Linked DNA regions of Homo sapiens: regions 2 and 3 are each linked to region 1. The links are chromatin contacts, found by Hi-C or POLR2A ChIA-PET in ENCODE. All regions are on one chromosome and are shown on one strand. The core of a region is the stretch at or near the end of the contact, and the rest is flanking DNA. Distances in the headings are between cores, read along the strand shown.

Region 1 (3,287 bases), core at 227-2,726:
AAGAGGGAGTGGTGTTGTTGGGGGAGCCCGGCACGGAGCGTGATTTGCTCCTTGGAAAGTCAGAGGTGATGGGTGTTTCTCATCTGGGCAGAGAAACAAACACAAGGAGTCAGGATCTGCGGCTTCCTGGGTGGAAACAGGGCCAGACAAGACAGTTCAGACGGGACTAGAAAAGGAAGCAGAGGGGAAGCAATTGGCAAAAGGTTTTCCAATAGTCAGAGATGGTAACAAGCTGGTCCCAGATGCTTGGACCCAAATACTTAGAGCAATAAGTTGACTTCATAAGGTAAATTGTAAACTAGACAGTGCTGAGCCATATCTAATTTATACTTTAGGTGTCCTCATGATTTTCTAGAAAAAAATTACTATAAATTTTAATTATTTTGGTTATTTTCCAGTTTTCTTCAATGTTTCTTGTTAAATTTTAATTTGAATCTCTTTTCCTAAAGCCACCTTGTAAATGAGTCTTTATTTTGAGATTTTTTTTTTCTTCCATTTATTTGCTGAATTTAATCAATACTCTTCATTTCTTCCTGGCTGGCTTTTGTTTGTTTATTTTTTGGTCCACTTGGGTTTTTGTTTTTCAATTTTTCATTCACTTCAAATACAGGTAAGTAAGGCTTGAAAGAGATGGGTATTTGTAGAAGCCACAGCCTGGCAGAGAAAGGAGCATCTGCAAAGGCACTGAGGCAGGAGCAAACCTATCTTATTTGAGCAAAATTAAGAAAATCCGCATGGCTGGATTAGAAGAGCAATGGGATTATTTTTATTATGTGTCGGGCACTGTCTTAGGGGCTTTAAAAATATTAACTCATTTTGTTCTCAAAACAACACTACGAACAGGATACGATTTTTAGCCTCATTTCACCAATGAGGAAGTGAGGCACAGACCAGTTAAGTAATTTACTCAAAAACACACAGAAAATAGAGCCACAGAATAGTCTGGTTCCATCTTTTATACTAGGAGAAGGAGGAAAAGAAAGAGGAGGAGATGGAGAGGAAAGTGGAAGGGGAAGGAGAGGAAGAGGACAGGGAAGACTAGGACAGGTGAAAGGTAACAGGGTACCTCAGCAGGTAGGTCTCACAGAGCATTTCTGGGACTCTCACTTTTACTCTGAGTGAGATGGAACATCATGGGAAGATTTTAATCAAGGAAGTGACATAATTTGATTTACATTGGAAAAGGATCCCTCTGGCTGCTGGGTTGAAAACAGACTGTAAAAGAGAAAATGATGGAAGCAGGAAGACCAGCAAGGAAGCTATTAAAGTAACACAGGGTGTCAGATCAGCTGATATTCACAAATTCGGATTTTTCATGCAAAAAAAACCTCATCTTTGTGTTTCTTTAAACATATTGGCAACTAATTCAAGCCTTTGTAAAATACTGTGACTGCTCATTAAAAGACATGTTGACAGACACCACCCCCTCACCCGTAACACACACACACACATGCGCGCCCTCTCCTCTTGCATGACTCCTCTCTCAGGGCTGAGCTGTTTTTCTGAGGGTGCCACAATGAATCAGCTGCTTAGTCATCTCTGGAGTGCGGGAGCTAGCAGAACAGCAAAGAGGCATTACAAACCCAATAGCGGGTTTCACTTCCTTGAGCAGTATTTATTCTGCTCTCTACCTCATGCTGCCCAAACTGTTGGAGAGGCCCTATCCACTCTCCCTGCCTTTTCAGCCCTTATTCTCCCAAATGCAGCCACAGAGGAGGTAAGAGAGACAATCCTGGTTGGTGGCAGACATTATCCTAGTATCATTTTTCCTGCCCCTGGAGACCTGAGATGCTGAGTTATAAATGCCCCCTTCACATTTGAAACTATATTTTGCAAGCCCTAGGAAGGCAGCTGTGCAAAGCTTGCAAGGAGGACAGAAGTGTGCAAACTTTTTTTTATCCCCTCCTTAATAAAATCATACAAATTGATGCAGGTGAACCCGCTAGCCACCAGTGGATATCTGATATCAGTCTGAAAATTTTAGACCTGATTTCTGAGGTGTGCATGAGCTTTGGCCTTTGTTTTAATAACCAAGGGCTGAGATTCTCTTTGAGAAGAAGGTCCCCTCCCATTCTCTATGCATTTTTTATTTGTATAAATTTAAAGGGTACAAGCGAAATTTCGTTACATGCATGTATTGCACAGTGGTGAAGTCATGGCTTTTACTGGATTTGTTATCTGAAAAATGTACTTTGTACCAATTAAGTAATTTCTCATAATCTCCCCACCTTCTGTGCCCCCACCCTTCCAAGTCTCTAGTGTCTATCATTCCACACTCTTTGCCCATGTGTACACATTATATAGCTCCCACTTATAAGTGAAAACATGCAGTATTTGACTTTCTGTTTCTGAGTTGTTTCACTTAAGGCAATGGCCTCCAGTTCCATCCATGTCACCGCAGAACACATTATTTCATTCTTTTTTATGGCTGAATAGTATTCCATTGTGTTTATATACCACATTTTCTTTATCCTATTATCCATTGACAGGACACTTAGGTTGATTCCATATCTTTGCTGTTGGCCACACATTTTTTTAGATGTGGTTACTACAGCAACACACTTGTCAGGTCAGCCTTGGGAAGACAGCAATAACTTCTGTCAGGATACAGAAACAAATTTATCTTCTTAGTAGCTGGCCAGATAATTTCCTAAGGGAGAAAGGGCTTTGATAGCAATGAGGTGGGTAAAAGACATAGCCTTGGTCTTAAGTGAAGAAGGAAAGTAGACGGAAGACTGGGACCAAGCACTGCAGAGGAAATGTGAAGAGTGATGGGAGTCTGGCTGGAGAAGTGGGGGAAGTCGGGGGAGGCTTAGAGAAATAGGTAGCTGCAGGAGGTGGGGGACTGAGCAGAGCATTGGGAGATGTGACTCTTTCCTATGAATCTCCAGATCACCACTAAAATTACCAAAAAATCTTTGCTGCAAAAACTGGTGAAGGGCCTTGGGTATTAAGGTTGGCCTGGGGCAGAAACAGAGTCACCTGCACAAATAAGGGAAAGGGTCAGGTCTAGGCTGAATTACTTGACACAGGCAGTTAAGTATTATACACAGAGTCAGGATGCAGTTGCAGGACAGGTATGGAGCCAGAGCTAAAGTATTTATCACTCCAAACTCAGTTCCGGGTGATTATTTCTGGCCCTCATTCAGCCTTCCTCTCTGGCTCTCTGGAGGTCTCCTTCCTAGTCTAGTATTTCTAATTCAAGACAGCAAGCACAGTTTAACAATTAAATGAGGGTTTTGTCTCACGTGAGGTAGTGAGTGTAGTTGTCAAGAATGATTTAAATC
Region 2 (3,287 bases), core at 431-2,930, 600 kb after region 1:
TGAGCTCCTGAAGCCTGAGCCGGTAATCCCCACCACTAAACAGGCCCTTCTGTCTCCTCCAGTGTCCATCCCTGCCACCTCCCAGGAAGCTGGTTGTAAGATGGGTGTGTGGGACCCTGGAAGGCCCAGGAAAAAGCCTTGTGCGTGCATCCAGTACTAAGCTCTATGCACTCAATTCCCAGAAGCTCACACTGGCTTCTAGTCCCTGAGGAGACCGTGAACAGTCTCCCTGGTAACCATCACCCTCCTTCTTGCTTTCCTCTGTCGTTAGTTGTTGATGTTACATTTTGGTTTTTTATGAAAGTAAGCCGTGCTGGGTACATACCTGCAGGAACCCTGGCATGGTAAGCCAGCTGTAATGCCAGGAAAACAAATATTTGTGAACAAGTGTTTTCTCTGTAGGCTGTGAAACACCCGCTCAGTTCTCAGAATCTGTCATGGCTTGGGTTGGACAAGCAGGCATTTGAGCTCAAAGCACATCATGTTGTTCAGACCTCAGCTGTTTCTCCTTGACAGAAGGAAGTCTGTCCAGGTGAATGCTTCAGGAGCTGTCAGGGAGGGAGTCTCGGGCTCTGACAGGATGCGGGGGCAGAGCCCAGCCAGGCCTATGCTCCTGGACACTGTGTCCTGTGAGGCAGGGCAGGGTCCCCAGGCCGCCACTCTCGCTCAAGGCCGTGCTCTTACCTGCCGTTACCCCACAGGGATGAGGACATGAAATTCCCTGTAAGAAAATGTCCTTGAAAATGTTTTTGTTCACTCCAAGTATATGCCATTTTCTTTCTAAGGCCATTTGATAGTAGAAAACTATTATTCTTAAATGGTTTTTTAAAAATTGTATGTGATAAAAGCATATACATGCTGATTTTGCTTATAAAAATGCTATGTGCACTTGATGGAAAGCATATGAATGTGGAATTAAAAGTCTTTCTCCACTCCTCCCCACCTCCACAAACAAGCAAGAAAACAGAACCAACCCTGCACAGTGGAGAGCGCTAGCTGTGCGGAAGCTGTTTCCCTGCCTTGGAGCCCTGGCCCCTGACTCCTTCTATTCTGTTTTTTTCCCCTTACATGCTCTCCTAGAAGTCCTTGGGTCAGGACAAGTCCACAGAGACCCTGGGGTTGTCAGAAAGACACCTAAGGCAGAGCACCCCCTATGCTCCCTCTGCTGCCTCCCCAGAGGCAGGGGGACGGGGCGAGCAGTTTCTCATTAGCCCTCCACCTGCTGGCCTCTTCATAGGCAGCCAGCAAAGCGGGTGAATGAGTTTTTAACAAAAAGCAGCATTGTTCACATGTTGTAGGGCAGGGCTGGTCCTAATCCTATTTCCCCATGTAACTGGACACCTCCATCTCAGAGTTGTAGACAAAGATCAGGGCAGGCCAAACGCCCATGGTTCCCAGGAGACAAAACCCAGCATGAGAGCAAGACTAATATTTTTCAGGCCAATAGGTGGCCGTGAAGCAGCCTCGCAGAAGAGGCAGATTGGCAAAGGCCATGCCGTGGTGATCCGGAAATGCCAGGCTCAGGCCGCATTCACCCCCTCAGTGTGTGTGACAGTGACTAATTACCCTTCTATTTCTTATTTTCATTTCTGGGCCCAGTGGAAGTGTGAGGCCAGTGCTGGGAGGGCAGGGTACATGGGGCGCAGGGGAAGTGAGAGTCCGGACAGGCCCCTGCTGCGTCTGGCTTCTCTCAGGCTCCAGCCTGGGGTCTCCTCAGCCTGGGGTTGCCAAGGCAGAAGTTCTGGCTTGAAAGCAGTTCCTCTCTTACGGAACTAACAAGTCTTAAAGATCACCCGAGAAAGAATTTGAAATCGAAAGTCAGCATTCGGGCTGTGTTTTTTCATCCCCCTTCTCTTGCTGGGGATTGGGAATCATTCAGCTAATTTTCACTGTTTCACATCCATGAAGCAAGTTTCATTTCCTGGTGCATCTGCAGACCCTGGGCTACTGTGTTTGGGTTTCCAGCACCACTGGGGAGTCTCAGTTTGTAAAAACGTCTCCCCTTGGAACAAATCCTGGAAGCCTGACAATGAGCCCAGACCATTCCTGTGCCTTGAATGGTAGGTTTTGTTCGACTTTGGAATATTCTGCTCAGAGAGAAGAGCTTTTCCTTACAGCTGTTTTCTTCCTTCAGCAAACCACAACTTGAGGCTCCAGCAGGTTCTCTGGGGTGTAGAGTTGGCAGTAAAGTCTGTTGTCCCGAAAGGTGGCGCGGCAAAGATGAGCAGCCTCTCAGCATCACCTGTTGGGGAGCCTGGAGCTCCCTTACTTTTTCCTTTAAAGAGCTAGGAATTTGAAGCTATTAAAGATTAATCCATCACAGTCACAATTCATCCACAGTTTTTAAGTTCTGAGCAAGGACTGAAGGCAGGAGCGGAAACAAAGAGGATTGAAATGATAGAAACTGCACTGGGCTGAGGATGTGGAGAGGGGTCTAGAGAGGCCAGGCATTTGCTGGGCATCTACTGTGCACCAAGCTCACTGTGGGGCACTTTATACAACTTCTCTCATTTAATCTTCAGAATAACCTGAGAGAGTTTATTTGCCTCATTGGTGAAATGCAGAGCTGAAGGGTCAGAGAGTTAGGGGACTTGCTCTGAGTTACACAACCGGGATTTGAACCCAGGACTTTGGATCCCAGACTCTTCTTCCCAGGATAGGGTGCAATGATGGGCATGCTCTTTGGAGTCAAGTCACCGTTTTGGTGCTCACTAGCCGTGTGGCCTTGAGCAAATTGCTCATTTCTCTAAACCTTAGTCTCCCTATTTGTGAAGTGGAAACAATATTAACACCAATCTTTTGGGCTATTTTGAGGAAAAGGAAGTAGCACCTATAAACTGCTTAGTTCCATGCATAGCACAGAGCAAGTGCTTAGCGAATGTTGCTATTTTAATGGGTGCTGATACTTTCGTTACCTTTCTCATCATTGTGTCTCATTAGAATATAAGCAGAGGGAACTGCATTTGGTTTACATACAGAAGGAGAAAGAAAACAAAACATGGAGATTCTTTGAAATACAGGGAGAGAAGGTCTTTGGAGGAGTTCTCAGCAATATCAGTCAGGCTGTCTGACTTCCCCCACTGAGGTTTCTTTGATGAGATCATTAGACGAGGGATCAGGGAGCCTGACTTGAATGTCCCAGTGAGGTTGGTGTCCCATAGCCAGGGGGGCCAGTCCGAGGCTGTGCCACCCTAACCCCAACCTGGCTTATCGTCCTTCCCCTTCTCCTGCCCTCTTGGGCTCAGCGCTGCTTTCTTTGTAAACCATAGCCCACTCGTAGCCCGAGG
Region 3 (3,287 bases), core at 344-2,843, 540 kb before region 1:
AAAGCTTTCTAGATTTAAAATCGAATTTTCTTTAAAATAAATAAAAAACCATAAGAAGTCCAAATAGCATAAGATGTGTGCACCTTGGAAAAAGGTTTTTTTTCTTACATAAAACAAAATTTTAAAGTAAAAAAATTTTTTTAAAGTTTTTTTGCACTTATTCAGTGCACGTGATATGCCAGAAACAATGCCAGGAACCAGGAATTCAAAGATAAATAAGAAACAATCACTACATTTGAGCATCTCATATCTAGTAATAAAAATAGTAATTTATATAATTGTTAGAACAATGCTAGAGTAGAAGATTGACAAGGGGCTGTGACAACCCAGGGTAGAGAAGTCTCAGACAACATGATTCTTAGGAAGGGACATGAGATATTCCACAGGACCACCAATCCTCTTTTCGGCAAGTGGTCAAAAGTGGGCTACCATTTTTTCCTGTGTTCCACTCTCCAGTAGCATGAACTGAGACCAGGGATTCCAAACATAACCCTGTGAAGACCCCCTCTGGCTCGCTTACTCTCTCTAGATCACCCCACTTTATACCCTAGAGATTACCTTGTCTGTGGTGGCACTATTTTGGTGGCACGGCTTTGATATTAAGGAAGATGATGGTCAGAAAAAGAAAGCAGAAAATATCTTCTAATTTTGAACCCTACTTTATGTCAGGCACTATGCTAGCACAATACACACTAGAACTCTCTAAGGTAGATATTGTATTATTATTTCTACTTAAAATAAAGAGGCTGAGGTCCAGAAAGTAAATCTGAGTTCTGTGCCTATTTAATCTAGATGACCTCTGCTTACCTGCTTGCAGGGAGTGCACATCAAAGGAAGACTCAAGGTGGCAGGAAGCTTGCTGTTTATTTCAAACTTAAAATAGTGGCTGAAAGAGGGTGGTGATTTTGACCTCCTTGTGGAGCATGAGGAGCTCAGGAGAGCATCTCCTTCCCGGGCTTTCAGAAAGTTGTTTCATTTCTTAGGTGGTAACCTATTATATAGACCTTCCTTGGTAAAGTCTTTCCACCTTTCAGCTATTCTCCATCAGCTGCTCACCATGATTCTTGGGAGAAGGCAAAACCTATGGGAAATTTAATGTGGTATCTGGCACAGAGTAGGCACTGAAGGCTTGGCAGTTTCCTTACCCAACTACTTTCTACCCCAACTTAGTGTGCTAACTGTATACTAGCTTTCTTTTTCTCTTCCTTGCTGTATTGTCCTGTCCCATCTCCTCTGCTCTCCCACAGGGAGTCTAGACTTACCTGTTTTCTCTCAGCAGAGAATTTCCCATCCTCTCAGTCCTCTCAGGGCTTCCCCTCCGTCCCTTTACCACTTCCTTCTTGCCTTGTGCTCTGACAGGGCAACTCCTGACTTAAAGAAAGGGCTGTGTGGCTCTGGCCACCCGTGCAGAGACAGCAGAAAGGAGAAGGGTGTCTCTGCAGAGGGAAGGAAGAGGCTGGGGGAGGAGTGTTAGAGGCACGCATGTGCAGAATGTCCTAACATGTCAGTGCCTGAACCAACCTGGCTGTTGGCCATAACCAGCAACTACCCGTCAATGAGAGCTTCGAACCTCTGGGGAATCCCAGGTCTGAAATTACAGATGGGCCATGGGAGTTTTTCCACTACAGATATTTACGTTTATAAATCACGTTGTCTTCTTAGAAAAGTCAGAAGGAGGTTAAAACAGTCAAGCCACAGACCTGTAGAAAATATAGTATCAACAACTCTCAAATCTGAAAACAAACACCCAGTAACAAAATGGGCAAAATATTTGAACAGACATTTCACCAAAGGAACTATACAGATGAACATTAAAAGATGCTAAACATTGTAGTTATTAGGGAAGTGTAAATCAAATCCACAATGGAACACTTTTACATACTTATTACAATGGCTATAAAACCCTGACAATATCAAGTATGGCAAGGTATGCAAAGCAACTGGAAGTCTCATGCATTGCTGATGAGAATGCAAAATGACAGCCTTTTTGGAAAGAAGTGATAAGGACAGAAGGCAGGGCTTTACTGGGTAGAAGAGGGTGGTTCACTGGCAAAGGTCCCACCCTCAAGCCTTGAAACCGAAGCCCTAAATGAGAACAGTTATCCCTGTTATCCTGCCCAAATGTTACTCTTTAGCCTGTCCAGCCCCCCTATCCCGTGCCCATATAAACCCCAGACCTCAGCTGGCAGACAGACAAGCGGCTGAACATCAAGAGGAGAAGAAGCAACTGAGTGTCAGAGATGTGGCTTAACTTCAGGTGGCATGACTTCAGGGAGGAGCCCGGCCAGAGACAGCAGACTTCAGGGAAAGGTCACTTTCTTCCTGCACCATCCCCTTTGCAGCTCCCCTTCCACTGAGAGCCACTTCCACCATTTAATAAAATCGTCCACATCCATCAACTTTCAAACCATTCATGCAACCTGATTCTTCCTGGATGCTGAACAAGAACCTGGGTACCAACAGGGCAGGGTGTAAAAGGCTGCCACCCTGACTCTCCATTGAGTGGGTTAACACTTAGCTGTCCACGGATGGCAACTGCTAAAAGAGCATGAATTGTAACACATCCCTAAATGCTGCTGTTGGGCTGGAGCCCAAAAGTGCTCATCGAAGCCCTGGCACCCGCTTGCCTGCGTGCTCCCGCTCCCACAGAGAGTTTGAGCATGGTGGTGGCCAAGTAAGTAGGCCACACCCCTGTCGCAAGTCCCGAGAAGGGGTCAAGGGAACTCTCCCATCTCAGAAGTATGGCAATTTCTTATAAAATTGAACATAGGGTTACTGTACAACCTGGCAATTTCACTCCTAGGCATTTAGCCAAGTGAAACTTATGTCCTCTAAGACTGTGTGTACAAATTTTTATATGTGCTTTACTCATAATAGCCGAAATACCCTGGAAATAGCCCAACTGATCTTCATTGAGTGAATTGCTAAATAAGCTCTGTGTTATATTACATCCACACAACAGAATCCTGACCATCATTGAAAAGGAGTGGACTATTAATACATGCAATAACTTGGATCAATCTCAAATGCATTACACTAAGTGAAAGAGACCAGACTTAAAGCCTACCTTCTGTGACATTAGAGATAAGGTGAAACCACAGGAACAGAAAACATATTAGTGTTGCCAGGAGCAAAAGGTGGGGGAGGTGTTGACTTTCAAAGCACAGGAGGAAATTTTTTGTTGTTGTTCTTTATCTTGATTGTGTTAGTGCCCACATGACTGTATGCATTTCTCATAATTCACAGAACTGTATACTAATAAGGGTGCACTTCACTGCACATAAATG

What was found. A loop is a pair of places that touch in the nucleus more often than their neighbours do. ChIA-PET counts read pairs that join two places held with the same protein, here RNA polymerase II (POLR2A). Pooled maps may share reads with other maps.
Region 2: a map with no recorded cell type shows a loop between it and region 1 (8-fold over the local background). The contact joins two enhancer-like sites. A Hi-C loop is called at or near these places in 4 of 37 single-sample maps with no recorded cell type and 3 of 50 pooled maps. POLR2A ChIA-PET finds 5 or more read pairs at or near these places in 2 of 52 experiments (activated CD4-positive, alpha-beta memory T cell and activated CD8-positive, alpha-beta memory T cell).
Region 3: a loop to region 1 is called in a pooled map, with 11 times the contacts of the local background. The contact joins the promoter of TBILA here to the enhancer-like site in region 1. A Hi-C loop is called at or near these places in 10 of 37 single-sample maps with no recorded cell type and 12 of 50 pooled maps. POLR2A ChIA-PET finds 5 or more read pairs at or near these places in 1 of 52 experiments (activated CD4-positive, alpha-beta T cell).

The regions. Positions count from the first base shown.
Region 1 is chr3:112,675,460-112,678,746 of GRCh38, forward strand. No RefSeq gene overlaps it. Among named protein-coding and RNA genes, the nearest start is that of CCDC80, 36 kb to the left of the region's middle. Within about 2 kb of position 1,477, at least 14 of the 41 ENCODE cell types and tissues checked have a DNase peak (open chromatin) inside an H3K27ac peak, as active enhancers do.
Region 2 is chr3:113,274,771-113,278,057 of GRCh38, forward strand. The region is part of intron 9 of BOC (BOC cell adhesion associated, oncogene regulated); the gene reads left to right. Among named protein-coding and RNA genes, the nearest start is that of BOC, 65 kb to the left of the region's middle. RefSeq lists enhancers at 1,245-1,344, 1,755-1,834. Within about 2 kb of position 1,681, at least 21 of the 41 ENCODE cell types and tissues checked have a DNase peak (open chromatin) inside an H3K27ac peak, as active enhancers do.
Region 3 is chr3:112,131,830-112,135,116 of GRCh38, forward strand. It overlaps TBILA (TGF-beta induced lncRNA), which reads left to right and starts at 1,594. Exons shown (of 1, transcript NR_157393.1): 1 at 1,594-3,287. It overlaps GCSAM (germinal center associated signaling and motility), which reads right to left and starts at 1,419. Exons shown (of 6, transcript NM_152785.5): 1 at 1,263-1,419. The coding sequence starts at 1,291. It also overlaps a transcript of C3orf52 not described here. RefSeq lists enhancers at 1,025-1,084, 1,565-1,744.